Linked DNA regions of Homo sapiens: regions 1 and 3 are each linked to region 2. The links are chromatin loops, found by intact Hi-C in ENCODE. Cell type or tissue: GM12878. All regions are shown on one strand.

The links. Peaks named below come from ENCODE experiments on the same cell type or tissue, not always from the same donor. Only the 100,000 strongest peaks of a DNase experiment are listed, where the experiment ranks them.
Region 1: a loop joins it to region 2, with 9 times the contacts of the local background. A loop is called at or near these places in 32 of 110 quality-filtered maps.
Region 3: a loop joins it to region 2, with 2.6 times the contacts of the local background. A loop is called at or near these places in 48 of 110 quality-filtered maps.

Annotation. Positions count from the first base shown.
Region 1 is chr3:17,230,367-17,238,366 of GRCh38, reverse strand. It overlaps TBC1D5 (TBC1 domain family member 5), which reads left to right. Exons shown (of 23, transcript NM_001349074.2): 17 at 1-204; 18 at 4,617-4,682. Among named protein-coding and RNA genes, the nearest start is that of PLCL2-AS1, 180 kb to the right of the region's middle. RefSeq lists enhancers at 4,623-4,692, 5,692-5,761, 6,136-6,430. In GM12878, a CTCF peak has its summit at 4,806; a DNase peak (open chromatin) is centred at 4,866.
Region 2 is chr3:16,880,165-16,888,164 of GRCh38, reverse strand. PLCL2 (phospholipase C like 2) reads right to left here and starts at 3,210. Exons shown (of 6, transcript NM_001144382.2): 1 at 2,799-3,210. The coding sequence starts at 3,125. LOC105376972 (a long non-coding RNA gene) reads left to right here and starts at 3,823. Exons shown (of 3, transcript XR_002959616.2): 1 at 3,823-4,320; 2 at 4,595-4,759; 3 at 4,901-5,237. RefSeq lists enhancers at 2,360-2,859, 2,860-3,355, 4,358-5,066 and silencers at 2,848-3,177, 3,388-4,057. In GM12878, CTCF peaks have their summits at 3,007 and 3,962 (motif pointing left); no DNase peak of the experiment used is centred here; H3K4me3 peaks cover 4,231 bases; H3K27ac peaks cover 4,139 bases.
Region 3 is chr3:17,041,023-17,049,022 of GRCh38, reverse strand. PLCL2 (phospholipase C like 2) reads right to left here. Exons shown (of 6, transcript NM_001144382.2): 4 at 6,074-6,149. PLCL2-AS1 (PLCL2 antisense RNA 1) reads left to right here. Exons shown (of 3, transcript NR_046640.1): 2 at 4,835-4,969; 3 at 6,110-6,271. Among named protein-coding and RNA genes, the nearest start is that of PLCL2-AS1, 9.6 kb to the left of the region's middle. In GM12878, no CTCF peak of the experiment used is centred here; DNase peaks (open chromatin) are centred at 1,633 and 3,941; H3K27ac peaks cover 2,910 bases.

The DNA of each region.
Region 1 (8,000 bases), 350 kb before region 2:
TTAATTTTGGAAGAAAGTTGATTTCCCCAGCAATGGCTCCAGGCAGTGCAGGTGGCCCTGTACCTGGAGGCAACAGCAGTAGCTCCTCCTCTGTTGTAATTCCTACCAGGACCTCAGCAGAGGCCCCAAGCCATCACTTGCAACAGCAACAGCAGCAGCAGAGGCTGATGAAATCAGAAAGCATGCCTGTGCAATTGAACAAAGGTAGGAAAAAATACTAGTAAATCTAAAGAAAACATTCATGGTGTAGCCTGGGATTTCTTCACCTGCCTGTGAGGAACCAATCTCCTAGAATAGAAATTAATGCAAAACTTACTTTTTAAATATGTTATATAAAGTTGGAATACTAGATACCGTGTTGGTCTTAAGAATATTTTATGAGGTAATTTTTTTTTTAACATTTATATCCTAGTATACTTGCAACTTTGTCCTGTAGATGCCCATACAGTATGATGGCATGAATTAACACAACACAGAAATTGAGATCAGTTGACTGTGTTCTCTGCTAACTTTGTATAGTAATGCTTCTCACTAGAAAGGAATCCAAAATGAGAAGTTCCGGTACCATGGGCTTCACTAGTCACAGCATTCGTTGGTGCATTACAGTTGTTTTGAGAAAGTGGGCCACTAGGCTTGCAGTCTCTCACCCAGCTGCTTCACTTCTAAGGAATACAAACTAGAATCTTAAGCAGTGGGGAGGGAGAAACTAAAAGCAGCCAAAGTAAGTGTATGAGTCCATAAAATAAAAGTTAGAACCACAGAATGTTACAGCAGAGGAAACCTGGGAGATCATCCAATCCATATCTCTCAATGGGTAAGTGAGGGCACTGCTGTTGGTAGCACATTTTCTACTGGGACTCAGGTAAGCTAATTTCTGTGTTAGGGCCTTTCCAGAGCTTCACCTCCCTCATGTTTTGTATTCATAAGAGAGCACTTCAGGTTCTTACTCTGAACCTTTGCATTTTTATTTTTCACCTATTTTTGAAGAGTCATAATGTATTAGGTCCCCCTTTTCAAAAGAAATTGGAAACAGCTACATTTATTTTTAGTACTAGGACTCTGCTAACTGTACTCTAGAAGCAAGAAGTTGTATCTTGATGGCAAAAAATACTTAAAAAGCAATCCTAAGACCTCACAAGCAGTTTGGGGCCACTTAGTGTCAGAGCAAACATCCTGACCCAAGTGTCATTCATGTCTTAAAGGGATCCCTCTGTTATATCAGTTTTCAATAATTAGTGTTGACAGTAACATGAGTAATATTGTCAGTAAGAAGATTTTAAAAGTATGTTCCATATACTCTGTTTAAGGAAATTACATTCAAAATTAGTTTCTGATTTTACATAGTGCCATTTAAATCGGTAAACTTAAGTTAAATGGACTTTCTTTCCCAATGATACAAATGTTGAGTATTATTCAATGAGTGTGTGTACACACACATGCACACACCCATGCGTGTCTGTATTCCTCTATTGGTTACATCATGTTATTCTTCTATTTAATTTTTATTTGCCTATGTAAAATACTAGATTTTATATAATTCATATTTAAATTTTTGTGAGAATATTCAAATTACCATGCATAAGAATATATCGGGCATGGTGGTTCACGCATGTAATCCCAGCACTTTGGGAGGCCGAGGTAGATCACGAGGTCAAGAGATGGAGACCATCCTGGCCAACATGGTGAAACCCCGTGTCTACTAAAAATACAAAAATTAGCTGGGCATGGTGGTGCATGCCGGTAGTCCCAGCTACTCAGGAGACTGAGGCAGGAGAATCATTTGAACCTAGGAGGCGGAGGTTGCAGTGAGCCAAGATCGTGCCACTGCACTCCAGCCTGGCAACAGAGCCAGACTCCATCTCAAAAAAAAAAAAAAATCTCGTTGAAAATTACATTATTTTCTTTTTAACGTAGAGCTGTCACACATTTTTTTAAAAAAAGAGACCAAAGCATTAGCATATTGTAAATGTATTTTAATGCCAGGAGATATACCCATTTCCAGAATGGAAATGAATGTTATTTTACATATTTCTTAATTGTACTGTTTTATTGTTCTAAACAAATACGATTTCAATATTGCTTTGATAACAAGCTGTAGTCAGTTGTAATTCTAACTGATGGCAGGCAAATGAGTCAGAGAATCTCTTAATGTTGTAGCTTAAATTTTCTGAGGAACTAAGCCAAATGACTAGAAATATAAAGTTTTGTCTCCAAGGAAATGTCAAGTATTAATATCACAGTAAGTGAGAAAGGAAGTGCATGGAGATGGAACAATTGATGAAAACCAAGTCCCCAGTTATAAGGAGACAACAGAGCACTTAAGCAAAGTATTTGGAACATGATTATCACTAGGGCATTTTAACTGATCCCTGTGCTGAAAGGAAGTAGCCTTGTTTGGCAACCCTTCTATATTTGTACTTGTGTTTTGTTCTTCTCATGTCAATCTACCAAAAAAAAAAAACAAAAATTTGTTTACCTTCAGATTAATGATAAATGTTCCTGCTAATGCTCCTTCCCTCACAAAGGTATGGATAAAACAAAAGGCAAAGAGAACGGTTTGTGGAAGTAGACGATAGAAGATAGTGTAGTTTGCTGCTCTTCTCTATTCATCCATTGATGAGCCCTAAGCAACACCCTGAAGCTCTCTGACCCTCTTCTTTCCTCACCCTGAAATAAGAGATTTGGGCTAATCCCTGGAGAGTCTCCCACCTCTAAAAATCTATGGTTGTTTTGGTAGAATATGTATTAACTCTACAGTGAAAAATACTTCTCCAACATTGGTTCTTTATGCTGGTATTTCCCACATGTATCCTGCTGTGCTGTCACACTGAAAGCTGCAAGCATATCACCTGGTCCCATAGATCAGTGAACACAATATTCAGCCTGTCAGGAGGCTTGTGTTGTGAAGTGATTTCTCTCTCAGAACAGAGTCATCTACTTAGTGCCTTTGAGGAAAGATAATGTAATAGTCTTTTTAGTGTACTCTGCTGGAAAATTTGAAAGTTATGTTGAAAAATGGTTGTTTATAAAGATGAAACTGTTTATGGTTTTCATAATCAGTTAACTTTCAATTACTTGTGCTTGTATGCTTAGATAGGGGGACAGTTGTGTTTGTAATCCAAACTCACATGTGTTGCTTGAAGTACATTCTGTAGTTTGTCTTTGTGTTGGGGTAGGATAGTGAAGGAGCAGCCCAGATGTTCCCTGTAATTGTTTTGGTGATATTTAATGTTAAAATGAGTTGTCAGTCTCTATACATTAATAAGTGATCTAGAAGCAGCAGAGTAAAACAGGTAGCAGGCACAGAATTGAAAATCTCCTTCAAAGATACAGAAAGTAGGCACGCCATTATCAGTGAATTTAGAGTACATATACTATGAAAATCTGGGGCCCATTTCCACTAAAAGCTGTTTATCACTTGTTTGTGGTATGTTCCTATTTATAGATTTTATTTCAATTATAGGAGACTAAATGTGTGTACTGTTAATTGATGATGATGGTATAATTACAACTTAACAGTTTCCGGATTAGCTGGCCATGCTGTAAGTCATAGTGGTCAGAACACTGAGGATATGTCATTTAACTCAAAAGTTGATTTTTTTTACTACTGTATATATTATATAAAAGCTCAAGGGGAAACAAGTCAATTAATCATAAATGATCATGCATAGAAAATATGATGCTTTTTTAAAATGCTTTTTTCTTTAGCCTGTTAGTCTGAAAATAGCATAGGCCTTCAGATGGTGATATATCCAGAGAATGATTCTGTTGACAGTGACTGTGCTTAGTGTTGAACTTTGTCATCCAGGAAGGAAATCAAAGAACCAAAAAGTCTTCCTTCCAAATGTTAGTGCACCTCAGGTTCTTCATGAGATTTCCTGTTATGCTCCTTTTCCTTTCTTATGTTCTTAAAATGCACTTGGTTTTTTTTTTTTCCTGTTTCCTTTGTCTATATTTTAAATTGCTTTTTTAATTTGAACATGTCATTATTTTAAGCACTTACTATAAGTCCAATTTGTAAATGAAATCTTGCCTACAATAAGTATATCAAGTGAAGGGTATGCAGTTCACAGGTTTATTTTTACATGTTGACATTTATAAGTACATGTGGTAACTTAAATCTTTTCATTACTTAATGTGAAATTAGAACTTATTGAGGACTTTATCTTATCACTGAAGAAGTTGGTTTCAAGTTAGTTAAAAATAAATTTTGTCTGATATAGGAGGAAATCAATTTCAAAAGAATGCCTATTTTTAAATAAATGACATATAACTTACTTTTGGATGAAAGGGAAAATATAAAATCACACTAATATTTGTAGCATCATGAAATATGCTCAGCAAAATCTTTTGATTGCTGAAGTTTCCTATACTCTAGTTGAAACTTGTTTGTGTTTTCTTTAAGAAAAACAAACACAAAACATTTCTAGAAAACATGCTCTTAAAGATTATTTTCTTTGAAAATATTTTATATTTTTCTAAGCTTGTGCATTATTTTCTTTTGTACTATATTTTTAGTAATTTGATTAAAGTATTAGAACATTCAGTATAAAAGAAAAGTGAAGTTGATTATTTCCTTTTTATGAAATCTAATTATTTTTTCTTATGAAATCCAGGCGATGTAGTTACAGGAAGCGATGCTCAGGTTTCTGTTCCTGTCCAGACTCTAACTGACCTCCAAGGTACAGTTACCATAACAACATAGTGTTTCTTTTTCTTTGCCTACAGTATTATCATTGCCTACTCCAAAACTCCATTTTTCTTTTTGCCCACCCTCCATTCATACTGTTTTCAATTCACTACCATTGTTCAGCCACTGAGTGGCACTATTGTTAAGAACAAAAGTCCCCTCTCATGTCATACCTTGGTGATGCCGAATATGGCTGTGATGTGGGTTTTCTATTAGGTGTGCACAAGCCTCTTTGCAAAATATGATTCACCCTGTATTTTGTGGTTATTATAACATAGTATACTTTGTGTGCCAGCTCACACTGAGGTGTTCTTTTTGTTACACTGGTGCTCTGTGACAGTATTTGACCAATTAGTTCTGAAAATAGACATCTTATGTGCTACGATTAGCCAGAAATACTTACATTTTGCCTGAAATAATTACAACCTGATTTTGAAATGTTTTTAAGTATTGCCTTTGAATTACGCATTATGTTAACACAATTAAAGTACAGTGTAGCAAATCTTCATTTATGGTAACTGGCAATGGTTTTAAAAAAAGAATGTTTAAATATCATATCCATTTGTTCAAAATATAGAAAATATAGTTTTTAAATAAATACAAAAAGTGATCATCTACCTCCTATGCAATTTTAAAACATATAAATACTTAAAGTGGCTGCATTAATCTTTTATTATGCAGTCTTTTAGATGAAATATGCGATAGAGAGGATTTCTGTGTTAAATGGAAGCCTAGAGTAACTTTAAGAATCTTCTATTCAAATTCAGACTAAAATGATAGCAGTATTAATTAAAATCCATACCATGTTTTTCTTAATTTAAAATACCACATAATATAGTGATGCTAGTAGTATTAAAATACTGTTTTAATAATGATATGTCCTCATATTATCCATTTTTTTAGGGGGGGTGGAACAGAAAAGAATGGGTTGTGATTAAGAGATTGATGTATTGGGTTAACTTAAAAAACAAAAACCCACCACATTGTGGCAATAGAGGAGTAAGCTTTCACTTCTATATATAGTTCTGTGTCTCACAGGTATAGTTTCTGGAGGTATTCTGGTAATTGAACCAGATGAACTTCAAGGGCTTTTCTAGCTCAGGGATTCCATGAAGAGCTGTTCACTCTTGCTGTCTGTTAAATGATCTACATAATAGAAGGGTATAATAGCATGGACAAGAGGAAAGGCAGATAATGTCTACATGATTTCTCTTTAGCTTTGCACTGAGATGAATGTTAATGTGATCATCTGATATGGAGAGAATTTACAAGACTTAAATTTGTTTTCTAAAATTAAATTCTGAGCCCCACAGACAACTTTTTAACATGTGTGTTGTTGTCCCAACATTAATTGCTACAGAGTAGATCTTTGGCTTCTCTGCAAGACATAGGATATGGAGCCCAATTTATACCTATGGAAAGAAAAGCTAAGAGTTGGCTTGCTTATTCTGACTTCTGCTTCTATGCTATTAATAAATCCAGTTTTTTTCCTACAAACCAGAGCCACAGGAGTAACGTAACTGTTTAACTAGAACTTCAAAGAGGGAGGTTATATTGTTTTGTTCAAATACCTCGTGTTATATAAGTAGAATTATCTCATTTGTTTATTCAACAAGTATTTATTGAGTGCCTGCTGCTGTGTCAAGCTCTGTTTTCACTGGTCCCTTGGCTTTCCTTACAGCTTTACCTGGTTGGTTGGGCATTACCTTTGCTTTAGGTGACCCAGTTAAGCCTACATAGTCGGGAACCAGCTCTTTTACTAGATACCCTATTCAGAATCACCTCTGCCTCCCATACCCTAGCAGAGATTGTATCAGTCTGATAAGGAAAGTTCCAGCTACTTTAATAGATGTGAATCACAAATAAACAGCTTTTAGTCTGTGGTGATGATTTTGACAATGATAGACAATGAGAGTACACCTACCTGATTTGGGGAAGTCACTTTTTGTCTTCCTCAACATATTCCCTGAAGAGTACCAAGAAGCAAGGGGAAGTAGAAGTAAACCAAAATAGTGGTAGCAGAAAAAAAAATTCTATCTATGCTTAATATAATCAGTGTCAAGGAATTAAACTACTTAGATTTTCCCAAGTGTCTTTTTTCAAAGCAATGAAGTAAATTTCAAGAAATAAAGTAAGTATCAATACTTTTGATGATTCCTTGATTATAGATAGTCTTTTTTTAATGAAATTTTATGTCTGTATCTTTGACTTTTAACACAGCAGTTATATGGGCTTTTATTTTTAAGAAAAAACCTGAATATAAGGTGAGATTCCATAATTTAGATCAATAAGTAATTTTTAGAGAATTATTCAAAAATTTCATTTTATATCTTGCAGTGTAGGTTGCAATCACACACCAAAAAAAAGCCACAGCAGACTTTGTTTATCAAAGACTTAACTCAGTGAGGTTCTTCAAAATTAGTTTTAGAAATTGCATACTTACCCCCGGAAACCTTTGTCAAGAGATATTTATGAATTTATTCACAAATCAAAAAGCTTTAAACACAGGTACACACACAAGACATATGTTATTTTTAAAGAGAATCTGGAATTTGTAACAACAGAAGTACAGTCAGCCCCCTGTATCCATGGGTTTCACATCTCTGGATTCAGCCAACTACAGGTCAAAAATATTCAGAAAAAAAATGAGTCTCTACTGAACATGTACAGACATTTTTCTTATAACTCCCTAGACAATATGGTATAACCACCATTTACGTAGCATTTACATTGTATTAGGTATTATAAATAATTCAGAGATGACTTAAAGTATAAAGGAGGATATGCGTAGGTTATTTAAAAATAGTACTACCATTTTATATAAGAGACTATAGCATCCTTGGATTTTGGTATCCACAGCGGTCCTGAAACCAATCTCCCATGGATACTGAGAGATGACTAGATTTAGGTATTAACATAAAATGGACCATTAGGAAAGAATTTTAGATTTTTTAAAATAATTTCCATAGGCATCTTTAAAATTTATACTTGTATATATACATTTGTGTTATGGATGTAAATATGCATATACATACGCACAGATATCTATAACATCAGATTATTTTAAATATAAAAAGGTTAAAAAAAAACTTCCTGTCCAGGTAACCACTGTTGATATTCTTAAGGTAAAACTAAAATATGTGACATTAGATGATTCCAATTAATTAAAGGTACTACATGAAAAATGGGAGTAGGGGAGAATCTCCATTTTCTCCTCCCACCTTTCTGCCAGCCCATTTCCCCAAGGGTAACCATTGTTAAGTTTCTTATGATTTCTTCCAGGAGAAAAAAATATATATTAAATTGAGGC
Region 2 (8,000 bases):
TTCTTTGCCCACCTTATAGCACATTTAGGCCATTATTCTCCCTCTGATTTAAGGATCTCCAACAAAGAGGGCTGTCAAGACTGTAATGAAGATGAAAGCTAGGAGAGAGGCACAGTTCAGAAGCCCAGCATTTCAACTAATACAACCCCATAAATACCGGCCTCAGTTCCCCAGGTAGCATTCACTCCCTGCTATTCCCTCAAGTCCCCAATTATCACCTTGCTTACTAATCTACTCCTGCCTCTACTCAGAGACCACCTGACTGCATTCATCCCTTATATTAAAAAAAATAAGGAAACCAAGGAAAGATGTCACTATTGCTTTTTCACATGGGCTTCTGCTTTAGCTTTTTATTCTTTTTTTTTTTAAACAAAAGTGAAACATAATTTCTGCCATTCACATGACAAAACTATCTGTGCAGTATTTGTTGCTTTATGAAATTTGATGTTAAAGACTTTGTTTTCTATTAGGATATTGTCCTGATGCTGGAAGTTATCTTTAGAAAATACCACAATACATTCCAAAAATCTTGATGCTTCAAGGCACCAATTCAAAGGGAAATATACCAAGTAGTTACCTATTTAAATATAGCATCCTCTCTTTCCTATAACCCAGTATTGATCAACTTTCAACACTACTTCCATAATTTTCGAAAGTTTTAAGAAAATGCAAAGTGAAAACAGAGGCAAGAAAAAGGAGTATGTCAAGCCTTCTTTGGAGGTACAATACAATGAACAAAATATGGGACTGGTAAATCCAAAACCAATTGTTTTATAAATTAACAGAACTCAGAGAAAACATGTACTTTCTCCATTCATTCAATAAGCAATTTATTGAGCTGCTACTACATTCCTGGCACTTTATATCTAGGGTTACACTGGTGAACAAGAAGCCAAATGCTTTCTTTACAAAGAAGAAAAATGACAAAATATCCTTAAAAGTTTCAGAATTCAACATAAGTATCAATATCATTTCTAAAATCAGTGATTTTTGAACATTAATCATTTCCCCCATGTGCTTCTAGAGCCTTCAATTAAGAAATGGTATCTATTGACAAGTTCCCAATTCCATATATCAGAAATACTAACAAATCATCCTTCTTGCTTATCGCCCAGTAATGTAAAATTAAAACAAATGTTTTTGTAATTCAGTAAGTTACACTATGAATCTCACTATGGACACTAATAAAGTTTGATTTTTTAATGCAAAAACAAGTATTCAAAACAATTAAAAGAAAGGGGTTAAAATTAGGTAGGCTGGTATCTTCTTTGGAATTTTCACCTCAAATTTTATTAACACCACAATGCAAAATCACCACAAATATTTTATGACAAATAAAAACAGAAATGTCACCTAACTCTGTCAATAGGATTGATTATCATGCACAGTTGAAAGCAACTTCCATGGAAACATAAGCTACAGAGTAAAAGAAAACGTAAGTCACTAAAAGCTATGTATGCAGCAAAAAGACACTTTACTTTCCTTAGTTTATCTCTACGTGTGTGCTGCAGGTAGTTAATACACTTCATCTCCAAACCCTTCAAATTGTGTCCTTGCCCAGACATAAACTGCGCAAACAGATGACAAAGGGAAATGCAGTTTCACAATTGCCTCTTACATAGAGTAGCAAGATGGTATATTTCACTAGATTACTGCATAAGTTGATAACACCATCAGACATTTTCACAGTACTTGGAAGATTTCTGTAGGTCCAATAAAATTTCAGATACCACCACTGCCAACTCTCTTTACTGTGGCACGTTCTGCCCTCCCACCAGTTATCAGCCACAGGAAGGGTGGGTGCAGCCTGTCAATTTGCTTTGCTGCTCCCTGTCCTGATAACTCCTTGATTTTCAGAAAGCAATGTTTTCATTTGCTCCAAACTTGAGCGAGCCGAATGAGCTGGTCTTGCCTAAGGCTCTGCTCTTCTTAGCTCATCAACTATTTTTTTTTGCACTTCATGTCATGAAAAATATTTTTACATTGCGAACCAAAATGTAACATTAGAATGAAACTAACACAAACTCGGGAGTTCCTAATATTACTTCTTGAGTTTAAAATGCTCAAAACAATCGCTGGCTTTCTTCCGCTAACACTGTGCAAGCAAAACCAAGCAAACTGCCCAAAAGAACTTCCACAGTACTCGAGGCCTGCCTACTGCAGCAAGGAAAAAGATTAAATCGTGTGGAACTGTAATCTCTGAGCTTTTGAGCCTAAGAAAGCGGAAATCTGCATTTATGTTCAGAAATCTACTCTATTTTTCTTTGTGACTGAGTGACCGGATATTAGGAGATTTTGCACCCTCGAAGTGTAAACATTTGTAAGAGCCAACTAACTGTATACGGATCAGAAGAACCCTATTAAATAATCTCTGTTCACCCTCTGTTCGCCGCCTGGGATTTTTAAGAAAATGTTCTCACATTTCACATAATCCCTATCTGTGTTTAAGATACAATAGAAATCTTACAGGGAGTCTGTTAACCAGACTAGGCTACACATAAGAGTATGCCCTACCCCGGCAGGTACAAGGCCCTAATGCCAGACCAATCCTGGAAGAGGTGACAGCCCCAAGTTCAACTGAGGATGTCTGAGCACAGCTCCCCCTGCACATTAGGGATCACCTCTCCATTCTTTCCACATGCCATTTGCATCCAATCCCCGCTCAACCACCCCAAGCACCCATGCTCCAGTGGTTCCTGTTAGCAGTGGGCTTCCTCCTTCCACCACCACTCCCCCAGGGAGAAAATAGAATCCAAGGACGGCTGAGGGTGGGCGATGAGCGCCCTTCTCCCACCTACCTTGATGATGCTGCTCCGGCGGGGCAGGCCGCCCGGCTTGCTCTCCCGGGGGAGGGTACAGACGACCGCGCTGGGGGTCGGGGCGAGCGCAACGCCGCGGGGTCCCCTGGTAGGGCTAGCCCGGGCTTCGTCCCCGGACACGCCGAGGCTGCAGTCTCCGTTGGAAACCCCGCCGCTGTCATAGCGCGCCCGCCCGTGGCCGAGGCGACCTCCCCCGCCACCGCCTTCCCCCACTCCGGCTTTCAGGGCGCCCTTGGCGCCGAGGGCCGGGCCCGGGGAGGTGGGCAGGGCCCCGCCGGCGGCGCCCCCCCGGCCGCACTCCGCCATGGGCGCCCCGCGACCCGCCTGCACAAAGCCGCGTCCTCGCGTCCCCGCGTCCCCGCCGCCGCCTCGGGCCGCCGCGCGCGGCCCCTCCTCCTCTCCTCCCGCCGCCGCCTCGGCCGCTTCTTCCGCTTTTTTTTTTTTTTAATTTAGATGTGATGTTTGTTTCGAGCTCTCGCCTTGCGCACGGTTAAAGTCGCGGCGGCAGAATTATCGGAAGATTCCTGCAGGGGAAAGAAGAGAGAGACGAGTCAGCTCCGGCGCCGGCGGAGCCCCGGCTCTCGGCACCTGGGGAAGGAAAACACGCCCCAACACACGCGCCTCTGCGGGCGCCAAAAATAACCCGCGCGGGCCGGGCGCCCACCCCGGGGCAACCCGCGCCCACCTCAGGGGCCCCAGGCACCCACCCCGAGGTAACGGGGCGCCCACGTCAGGGGCTCGGGGCGCGCTTCCCCGGGGCTCAGAGCAACTGGGGTCGGAGCACCCGCCACGCAGGAAAAGGCGCCCACCTCCGGCGAAGGGCGAGGGGAAGTGGCGGCCGCCCCGACACTCTCTGGACACGCGGAGGCGGCTCCCGAGGATCTCCCGGCCCCGGGCGGGCGGGGGGCGACGCGTGGGTCTCTCCGGACCCTAACTCCCCAGAGGCTGCCGCGTGCCGAGCTCTGTCACGTCCCCTCAGAGCCCCGTTAAGGCCCGCGGCGCCGAGAGGAAGCCCACGGCGGGCAGGGGCGGCCGGGTATGACAATCGCCGTGCGGCCCCGGGGCAGCTCCCGGAGGGGGCAGCCCAGACCCACCCCACCCGCCGGCTGCTGTCTCCTCCCGAGCTCGGCGCTGCCCCCTACAGGCCGCGTGGTCCCTCCTCGGTCGCCCCCTGACCCACCATGAGCCGCCTAGCTCCCTGTCGAGATTGCCGCCGTCGCGGCTGCTGTCACCGAGGCCGGGTCATCGGGCCGCGGGGACCTCAAAGCCGAGTGGACGGGAGCCCCAAGTCATTGCCTATCCTTCGCCTCCCCAGAGCTGCTGCAACTGTCAGTCACCCACCCGGAACCCCGAGGGGCAACTACCAAGTAGGCCTCGGGGCCCGGAACAAGGGTCCCGGGGCTCAGGATCTCGGCCGCTGCGCCTCACTCCTGCCCCAGCCCCGCGCACGGAACTCGTTTCCTTCCCACCCAGTTCGGGACACTCCTCTCTGACTTCCCCAGTAGGTCAGACTCATTTCATACACTGGGACCAATTCCTTTCCCTTGGGCTCCTGATTGATTCAACTAGTTGGAAGGATGCTGAGGCAGGGGTGAAGGCTGGGGTGGCTGGCAGGCTATGAGGGGCAGAGGACATCAGCAGAGCCTATTTCGTGCCCTCTGAGTCTCCACACACAGATTTATCATTGAGACCTTCCCGATTCCCCTACCAGGGATGCCGGCTGGCCCTGCCGGCCTGCGGGGCCCAGCCTAAGTCAGGCTCATCTTTTGGGACAGGATCTCACTTGCAGCGCTACAGCCAGTCCCTCTTCTGGTTCTCACGCACCCACTTAAGGCGGAGTGACTGGCCTAAAAGTCCAAGCTGATCGTGTGGCTTCCGTTCGTAAATATCTCCCCTGGATCTCCCTCCCTGGAGCCAGACAAGACTCAAAACTCCGAAGGGTGAGACCCCAGACCTTCCACCGCCACCCCACGCCCCAGGCCTGGGCCCACCCACCTCTCCATCCCAGGCTCCGTGGGCTCCAGCTTCCTACCCTCTCTGGCACCCCAGCCCTTCCCCAACTCGTGTGCTTTCATTTCCAGGAATGCAGTCCCCGCAGGGCGCAAAGGAGAAACTAATAGTCCAGAGGCGGGGTGAACTTAAAGACCTGGCTTTCATTAGCGTGGTGTTGTAACAGACTGCCAAGGAGCCTCTGAGGAAATGGATTTACGTACATATACATACTCGCCCTTGCCCCTGAAGCAACATCAAATACTTTCATGTTATTCTTGGGGGCGTTTTAATTCTTCCGATCCTCTGAATTCGTGTTTTTGTACATCTCTTTCCAACCTGGGCCTACACACTAACAGAAATAGTTTTTTACATCGAAGGACAATGCTTAGTGTTTTATTCAGTCTCAGCTCTTTTCTTTCTTTTTTCTCGTTGTGTTTCAAAATGTTTATTTTTTCTGTCTTGTGATAGTTTTGGAGGAAAAATATTGAAATAATTCAAATCAGGCTCTTAACTCTGCTTTATTAAATTTATAGTCATAGTAGCCTGTGAGTATGCTTCGGGGGAGGAAAAAAGAATGCTGGGGTCTTTATTCTTCAAGTTCTCTAAGTTTGATATTTTGAATAAACACCCAGAGGTGTCTCTGCCTTTTGTGTGTTAGTATCTAATCTTTCCTGCATTTACGAGTCACTAGTAAAATGCTATGAAAGCCATAGATCCCATGGCTCTCACTGTGATTTTCCTGGGCTGAGTAGGGACTTAGTGATGTTTAACCCCCAGTATGCTTTTTATAGAAGCACCAGCTGATTCACCAGTGCCCTCCAAAGTGAGCACCTATCCATCTCACTCTGGACTCCCAACAGGTCATACCAGGGAGCTTCGTTGAAATAGACTTGGCATTTAAATTAAAATGTTTCCCAAAGCATCTTGGCAGACCTGTAACTAATGATGCCAGAGGCCCAAGGCCTGTGCCAGGTTCCCTTTTATTCCCATAAGTGCTTGTCTCCCACAAGCCACTGGTCACACGCCTGCTGATGTTATAGAAGCACTTCTTCATCCCACAAACAGCCCAACTGTAGGTACCCTATCTCAGACATGGTGAAGGGAAGCAGCATGTTCCTCTGACATGTGCGATGCTTGGCTCCCAACAGGCTTTTTATAATAAGCTAAACTCAGATTTTTTCATCACAAATAGCGTAGTAAGTAATTGTTTTTCCTCATTCCTGCTTGTCTCTCTGCAGTCACTAAGTGGTTGCTGTCCATTCCTCATATTCCACAAGCAATATTATTGAAGAAATTGTAAATATTTTGCCAAAATTCTTGCTGAAGTGTTTTCATGGCATTGTGAAATTCGTAGTAGTTGGAGTTAGAAAAAGAGCCAAAATATCATAGTCATTCCTCAGCGAATATTGTCTAATGGTTCCCTCAGATTACATTTCAGAGCAGGGCAATAAAAGATAGGCAAGACATTAATAAAATGCCCATTCTAAATAGCTCCATGATGCTTATGCCAATTTATTTTGTCTGTATGCAAACGGTTGGATTCTGGTGAGTAACCTGCTCATATTTAAAGTAGATACCTTTAAAATCTCATTCTATCATGCCAGCAATACAAGGCTTTATCTCTTTTAAATTTTCTTCGTATTTCAATCCATCTCAGATTTTAATCATTGTCACTCTTCATCAAACTGTCTTCTATTTGCATCATCAATTTAATGCCCAGAACTTGAACTATTCAGACTCCCTGTTCCATAAGAACCTTCCTTCAGTCTCAAAAATAACACTGACTCAGTTTACTGACTTCTTGCCATCATTTATACCCTCGTAGGTTATGAATTCATATCTAGTTTCCAGTTCACAGGCTCCAATATTAGGACTCTCCAACTTTTTTTCTGATTCAGTGAGTACTTGGCCTTCAGATTATTTTCTTCCTTAATGTATTATGACAATTTTCATTTCCCAAACCTCAATCACATGTTATTTCCTCTATTTCTCCAAAGATGCAGTTCAACCTCTGAGCCTTCATAGTCAACTGCTGTTCATATGCTTAACATAAATGCTAACTAGAGCAGAAAGTAGATGACCAAAATGCTTTAAGGAAATAGTAGATTATATCAATGTACTAGTCCACACTGGCAACTCATTTGCTTCCTGAGTCAATCCAAGGGGTTGATTTTAATCTATTATGCTCCTACAGCTTAAATTATATTTATTTTATCATGATCCTCAACAACAAGAAATATGTAGCGATTGATTGCCTTTTTTCCTGAGCAGTAATGTGGCAAGTTAGACCTGCCAAAAGCTTTCATTTCCATATTTTCCTCTCTTCTGACACAAAAGATCCTTCACCCATTTTCCTTGGATCCATCTTCCACAAGTGTATATGGCTGCCAAGAAGTTAGGCACTCAGGGAATTACAGCTATGCTTTTCAGCCACTGAGGAGCTACTTTGCGAGTTCATTAAGTTTTTTCAGTGGCTATTGGTAGCACTTTGAGGGAATCTATTAATCAATGGGAATTTGATAAGATCATTCTATCAGCAAAAGGATACAATATGATAGACTAATATGAGTCCCTCAATTAGTGTAATAACTGTTACTTATTACACTGGTTTTATAAATGCTGTCTCATGTATATGATTGTATGTCTACCACCATTTTATTACAGGAGTCATTGCAAACTCAGATGTGTCTGGGGGCCAGGTAGGTAATGTAATGAGTGAAGTTGGAGGGATTTGTTTCATAATAGCATCATAATTCTTGTTTTTCCAACAACGATATACTTTGCATATCAGAGTAATACTCTTCCTGATTCACTTCTGGCTTTCTAATTTTGATAGGGCCTTGATACAAGAAATATTTCACTTTCCTCTTAACTCTAAAAAAGATGTGTGAGCATACTGATAAATAGCAACTGACACCCAGCCAGGTGTAGTATGGCAACACAGAATGTTAGACTCAGGTACTCTGGTGAGAAATCTTTTGGCTACCTTGAGGGAATCTTGGCTCAGTGCTGCCAAGACCATCTTGTTTTTCTAGAGAAGCCAAAAATCTGGAACATAAAACTTGTTATTTAGTTAGTTAGTTCATTCTCTTAAGGGAAGGACATCCACAAATTGAGGTCTTCACGTATTGTTTTTTATGAAGTCTACAGAGAGACCTATTTTTTTCCTATCCCACCTCCAAACCGCAT
Region 3 (8,000 bases), 160 kb before region 2:
TTTTAGAACAGTCCTTATGCTGGATTTCTTTATCCTGAAATAGCAGTCAACTGCAGACCTCAATCTATGGTATATACTAAGCAATTCAACTCTTTCTTGTAATGTCATGACTCTTCTCTGCTTCTTGGGAGCACTTACAGTATCACCAGTGGCACTTCATATAGGTCCCATGGTGTTACTTAAGGTTTATGGTATTGCACTAAACATGATGAATAATATGCCGTAACTGTGAGAGATCACTTTTTACTGTGAATGCAACTTACTGGAATGATAAACTGCTCAGTCAGAGATGATTAGCATCACACAGCGTTTTAAGCAGATACTCCCAACACTTGAGCTCAGCACAACAGCAACAGGAGGTGGCTATGAAATTATTACAGTAGCAAAGTATGTTTTGGAGTTAATTTTAGCAGTTATGAGTTAATAGTGCATCTTACATTGTTTACATTTTTCTTAACTGTGAAAGACGTCATGTATGGGCTTTAAGTGTGTGCATAAGTTTTGATAAATTTTAACCTTTTATAACAGATTTGTGCATATTTTATGGCAGTAAATGATAAAATAGACTAGTACCTACATATATTTTATGCATTTGTGGCCTTTTTCTTAAATTTTTTGATATTTCCATGCTACATGGTTCATCTGTCTTTTTTCAAATTGTTGCCAACCTCCAAAAAATGTTTCAGTATATTTATTGAAAAAACTCACATATATGTGGACCCATGCTGTTCAAACTTGTGTTGTCCAAGGGTCAACTGTATTTTCAAACAGAACACTTGTTAAGTGCTTTCAGAATGAATCTCGCAGATGATTTTCTTTACTATGTTGGGCAAGATGATGTGCATGAACCAAGTGACAGGTGGTGATGGCTTACTTATCTGATAACCTCAGCTCCTAGGAGCACACTGAGATCTGAGGAGTTTGAAAAAAAAAAAAAAGTCTCTGAGCAATTAAATCCAGGTCATGTAGGTCTGGCCTGACATTCTGCTGGTTTTCCCCATGCAGGAGTGTGTCGGGGCCTCATCCTCTTTTATGTAAGATAAATCGCTTGGTCACAGGGGAGACATCAACTGCTCAGCAGACTGGAAGCAGCAAATGTAAGAGAAAAAAAGAGCAGTATACAAACAGACAGTTGGAAATACAGTACAAAGCAGTAGGAAGTGAGAGTTTAATGAAAGGAGATGGAATTTAACTATTAACACCATGTCCAGATCTGAACAGTCACAGCAGGCAGGCTGCTGTGTGTGCAGGTTAAGGGGCCTCCAAACTTAAAGCCTCCAAGAAATCACTGCATTAAACTGCAGCATCTCAAGATGACCCTGGGTCTTTAAAACAAATGTTCAAATTATTTTTGGCAAATCAAATTTAAGAAAGCAGGGATGGATAAGATCCACTGAAAATTTCCCATTAAATTGATTAAAATGAAGGGTAATTAAAGCTTTTATTATTTGGAAAGTTATTTTCTTTGATCCCACTTTACTCAGTGAAGATGCAACCCTGGCCATGCATGAAAATACGCTGGAGCTTTTAGCAAAGAACCTTCCATTTAAAGAGGTGTGGAGAGGGCTGGGTCATCTTTCATTTAGTTTGATCCTCCCTCCTAACAGTCATTCTGAAAGTGCACAGAACAGATTCTCCTGCTCTCATCCTCCCAGGCATGCAGGCATCACCTCTGCCTGAGGCATGCCCATGAAAGCAGGGAAGCCAGCAGGTGTCCTATGCGGGCTCTTTGCGCCTCTGCAACCTAACACTCTCCCAGGCCTTGTGGGTGTGGGATCACATCTTTGGGAACATCCTCAGTTCCTGTGGCAGCTTTTGCCCCTTGATTCCTTCCTTCTTTTTTCTTCGAATTTAGTTTTTATTTTTGCTAGAATTATGCATGTACGTAAAGAACCAAATAATTGTCCACAATTCTCCCTCCCCAGAAGCAGTCACATTCAATGCCTTTAGCTGATTGTTTCCCTTCCTTAGTATTTATGTTCATATTTCCAAGTAACATGCTTATATTGTTTACTTAGAACTGTTTTTCAAGCATCACCTATTAAATTCCCCATATGGAGAATGAGAATTTTGCTATTTTTAACCTCCCCACTGTCAGGACACAGAGATCTAAGCGTTAATTAATCCAGCTTCTACACAGTTCCTGTCTTTTATAACTAGCTTTAACCCAGTTCCCAGAGGTACCTGGTCACCAGGTTAGATCTGAGCTGGTGGTTGGCCTGTGAGTCAGGCTGTGTCAGGCCCCCCAAGACCAGCTTCAGATTGAGGTTCCTGAGTGGGCAGCTAAGCCAATTATCACTTGTTCAGCTGTTACTCAGTTTCTAGAATTTTGTTGCTCCCGATTTCTTTGTCCTTATGGATTTGTGGCTTAAAGAAAAACCCTCTACTGTCATTTTAATGAGGTTTTAGAGTAGAGATTAAAAGCATTTGTTAATTCACCATCTTTAACAGGATGTCATTGATTTGTTTTTTTCCTCCTCCAGAGAACAATTTATTTTCCATTTAAAATTACCTGATAGAAACACCTAGCTCACTGAGGGAAAGCATTTGGGTTTCCTTCTTGATCGTCTTCCTATCCTTTATTAAGCATACCAATTCAGTGACTAGAAAGGAAATTATAATCCAAAAATGGGCTGCAGTTTTGGCATTTAAAGAGACAAAAACATAGATATTAGAAAGCGGAAAAGACTTTGGCCCTGATATTAGAAAGTGGAAAAGACTTTGGCCCTGAAAGAATTTGACAAATCTTTTCCCAACTTTTATACATTTCTAACAAATGAACTTTTATGATGTTTCTCCCTCTGCAGACTCCTGTTCAGCTCTCCTGCTGGTGTTCCTTACCAATCTCCTACTTGAGAACATGTATGCATGTGTTCGCCTGGGCTTATGAATTATAGAGACCCATTCTTGCATGGCCACATCACTTCTCACTCCCATGGCGGCCCAGACTCACGCATCCCATATCACCCCTGCAGGATCTGATATTTAATCAGTCCCTTTGACTGGCACTGCTGATCTCTGACTCTGAGCAAAGTCCCCATACTCTTGCCCCTGTCTTGAATCCCCGCTTTCACTTCCTCACCCCCAAAGTTGGTGTTCTCCTATGACACTACTTCCCTGTTTACCTCGTCAATGGAAAACACTCCTCTCTTTTTCAGAATTTTTCTAAATGTCACGGCTTTCTGTATTATCTCAGACGAGGAGCCTTTCTCCCTTTCTGAGGTCAAGTGTTTCATGACTGTACTTCATTCCTGACCTCACATCCTTCATCCTGAATCTCTGTCTCATCTATTAATGTCTTCCTCTTCACTGGGTCGTTTATATACTCCTAGCAACATGGTTTTATTATTAAAATTTCTCTTTTACCCCAACTCTCTGTGTCACTGCATTCTCTTCTTAACAGAGAGGACTATGCAGGCAGGCTGCCTCCAACTGCGCATCTCCGAGTTGTTTCCACTGCTCTTTCCATGGTCCCTTTGGGTCCTCCACTGCTGGGATGCATAGGTTCCTAGCCTACCTTGGTTGGAGGTCTTCACTTCTCAGCATTCCTCTCCTGCCACGCTTCCTCTTCCCAGTACTAACATCAGCATAGCATGTTCCTATGTAAAAAATAGATTACACAGCCAAGAGCCTGAACCCTTCTGAACTGGGGACATTTTTTAACATGTGTTTGGGGGTGGATGTCTGACTCTTTATTTCCACTCAGTTATTTAAACAAGGTTTTAACTAATAAAAATATATGTTTGTGCTTTAAAATTCGAAATACATCTAAAATAATCCTCTCTTGCAGCACTTTGGTGACCTATATCTGTTGGCAAGCAGAATAACAATTACTTATCAAAAGTAAGATCTTATGCAACTGTCTTTGAGCCCAAAACAAATTAGCAATTCTTCATATGACTAATGACTATATGTCCTTACCATAATTGTAAACATGAGAAACAAAAGATCAAGGGACTCTAAAATAAGTACTTGGGATAACAGAAGGGCTGTGTAGGCGTTCATCAGTAACTGTGAAACCAAAAGATAATCTTTACACGCTTCTAAAGATCTTTAAACCCAGAGCAACTTGAACCATTACACAGTGGTTATTCTCCCCCCATCCTAATCAAAATCCCTAATAGATAAGATTCTTCAGCTTTTTAAGTACAAGCACATGTATCCCTTACTGAAATCAAACATAAACAGAAAGCCACATTATACTGAAAATTATCAAATCTCATAAACCAGTGAATTGACAATAACTCAAATTGTTGAATAGTTTTTTTTCTGATAAACAGTTTTTTTCAAATTCCACAAAGTCCACAATTTTCATAGCAATACATGCATTGAATGGAATCAAATAATTAAAATAAAATCATATTTAGTTAATATTTGGGCAACTACTCTGTGCAGAATGTTAGAACAGATGTCATGGGTAAGATACAGAGAGCAGCTTGATATATAATCTTAGTGCTTTAGGAGGTTATTATCCTGTTTACAAGATGGAATGCATTAATAAAATACACAATAACTGAAGAAGCCCTACCAACTGAAGCAAATTAAAGGTTTAAAGGGCTGAATAGAATGCTTTAGGTAACATAAATCCTGGAATCTTGAAAGGTCTCCCAGAAGACTGTTGAGATAATTGAAAAAGAAGAAAGTACAGATTGGCAGAGAGGGCAGAGAAAGAAGTCTCAGCAGATGAGTGATGTGTGCAAATCTGATTAAGTAGAAACACAGGGAATGGGGACAGGCAGCCCAAAGCAGAGGGTAGATGGCTCACCATCCCTTCCCTTCCTCCCTCACTCTCCAGAAGCACCTTCCTTATCTATTGCCAACTGCCTCCCATCAGGTCTGCCCATGGACATTCTCTGCACACAGCTATTATGGTCAGTACCTGAAAGCTCAGTCCCTCTCCTGTTCTACACAAACACCAATGTCTCCCCAGTGCCTCACACACCAACTTGAGACTCCTGAGTAACACACGGTAAGTATTCAATATATTTACTGTGTTTACTTCCATATCTCCTGTTCAATAATTTGCAGATTGTGTTAATAATTTGTAGATTGTGTTGTAGATAAAAATTGTGTTTGAATAATTAAATGTAGATTGTAGGGAGAGTTAGCCTGCAAAGGACTAGAAGTAGAAAGACCACTTTGCTAACAATATTTGCTGACAAGATGAGTAAAACAAGATGGGGATTGTGGAGTTTGTTGATTAGTCACTAATATGAATACTCTTTCAATAGATATTAGAAAAAAAATGTCACACATATCCTTATCTTCAATCTATTTTAAACAAGTTCATTTCTGAGATAAGGGATTTTTTTTTTCAGGGTAGGCAATATAGTTTCTTGGTTTTAAAGAACAGCAACGAAAAAAACCTTAGAAAGTCAGGACAATTTTTTTTTTTTATGACTTGAAAATATTCTCCATAATAGAATCTCCCAAATCAACACTCAAAAAATCAGAAAATTAAAAGAACTCCATTTTGTGTATTTTTATTACAATGCAGAATACTGAATTTTTTGGTTTTACCACAGCTAAAATTAATGGGATGATTGTTTATATAAGAAGAATTTTATAGTCTGGTATAACATTTGGATGTTAAATTAATGAATTTATCAGCACGCGAAAATGCCAGTGTACTAAAAAGTGTCAGGAGGTTGTAACTGGAATCCATCTCCTTTACAAGAAGCCATTCTCCCTCTACTCAAGCCTTACCTATCCTACTGTGTACCAGAGTCACGGGTGACCAGCAGGAGCTTTGGCAACACAGTTAACACTGAAGAAGAGATTAGTGCAGAGTTTCTCAATTTTGGCTGTACATTAGAAACACCTGGGAATTTAAAATAGTTATTAATTCCCAGCCCCATACCTCAGACCAATGTTAATGTATTTTGAATGGTCCCCTCAGGTGAGTTTGTTACCCAAGGCTGAGAACCACTGAATTGGTATTTTCTTTAGCCATAGAAAAATAATTTTCTTATTTGATTTTCTTGATATAGCATCCAAAAAATGAAATAGTTTTGGGGCAAAGTATATGATGCTATTAATTTCATTTAAAGAGAGGAAACAAACTTTCACTTACCTGCCTTCTGACAATGTACGATCTTTTCATATACAGCATCTGCATTTTCAATCAACGCCTTGAGGGACTGAATCATCTGCAAAGGGAACATCCAGACATGAGATTACACCTGACAACTAGATCCCCTCCTGCATTCATGCACAAGGCTCTTCTCCTAAAACAGGCTGATGTGATGATATTAAACGCTTTTTTATCTGACTTTCCACTACTCAACTTCAAATGTGCATGTGAAAATGATAACATCACACATCCCCACATAATGGTTAAAACAAGATGTGAATAGTATTACTTTCCAAGTGCAGTGAGGCTAGTACAACACTGCACTTGAACCCTGAGCTAATATACTGAACTGAGTTCATTTCAGCGTGAAAAGCTACAAATATGCGTGCAAATCTGATCTGAGTTTTAAAATTTGGTTATCCATTTTAACAAAATTTTCAACTTCATCTTATAGAAAACTTCAACACCTACACACTTCACTCATTTCAGCCAAAATGTCTTCATCTGAAATTCAGTTTAAAACATACAATGAGAATTAAAAAATAGCATTTATTTATTTGATACCATTCATCACTAATAGTACCTCTAAAACTAGTATTTTTATGTTCCTATTAATGGTTTTTAAAATGTTCAAATTTGAATTCTTGTTCCAAATTGCATGTGCTTGTTTTAAGAGCCCAAGCTTGAAGAAGGGAAAGAATCAGTGAACAGCTGATCCATTATTTTACTCACCAAAAAGCTAGGAAAAGATCCCTCTGAAGTAATCTTGTTGGCTCTAAAATCACTATGAAAAGGAAATGGGATAGCCAGAAACAAGTCTCATGGCTCAAATGGGTACAATTATGATATCTACCTTAGTATAAATTTTACATATTTGTATTTAAATATCCAAATATTTTGCATTATAATATTACTCATCTATTTTACATGACCATCATATTTTAAGTAATAAACACCCAACCATTCCTTTCATTTCTGCCTCATTTTTTTTCTTTTTATTTTTTTAAGAGACACGGTCTGTTCTGTCAGCCAGGCTGGAGTGCAGTGGTGCAATCATAGCTCAGTGCACTCTCCAACTCCTAGGCACAAGTAATCCTCCAGCCTCCATCTCCCAGGTAGCTGGGACTACAGGTGTGTGCCACCATGCTTGGCTAATTTTTAAAATTTTCTGTAGAGATGGGATCTTGCTATGTTGCCCAGGCTGGTCTTACACTCCTAGGCTCAAGTGATCTTCCCACCTCGGCCTCCCAAGTGCTGGCATTACAGGCATAAGCCACCGCACCTGGCCTGCCTTATTTTTCTTTATAGCATTTATCACTAATTGCCATAGTAATTATCTTATAGTAACTAAATATATGCAGGTTGGATTATTTGCATAATTCAAAAACCACCATATTTTTGGTAAGTTACACTTATTTAAAATATAACCAACATGTCTCTTAAAAAGTGTACTAGCTTCTTAAGCTTAGTCAGATAGTATTTATCAACTTGCACAGTTCTAAAAAAATGGTAAACATCAAAAGTTTAAAGGCCAAGGCAGGCATTTATTTACGCCTTCATAATGTATCTTTAATCATCGCTGGGGTCTACTGCAGGCAGCCCCTGTGTGGAAACCAGGGATACCTGACCTACAGGATACAACCCCTGTCCTCAAGAAGTCCACAGCCTATGGCAGAGTTTGCACTTTGGAATTCAGTATTTTCACATTCATTCTTCAAGATCTGAGTCATTCCCATAAATTAAAATATTCTATTTTACAGCTTGACGTATTGAACAGGCAGCAATAAAAATGAATCGTTAAGAACTTTATTATACTGATATAAAGTCGTTTGTACCATTACATAATTTGCATATTGAAAAGGTCCATACCGTCATCAGTAACCTTTTTCAGCTTTGATGTCAAGCCAAATGAGAGATACAAAGAAGC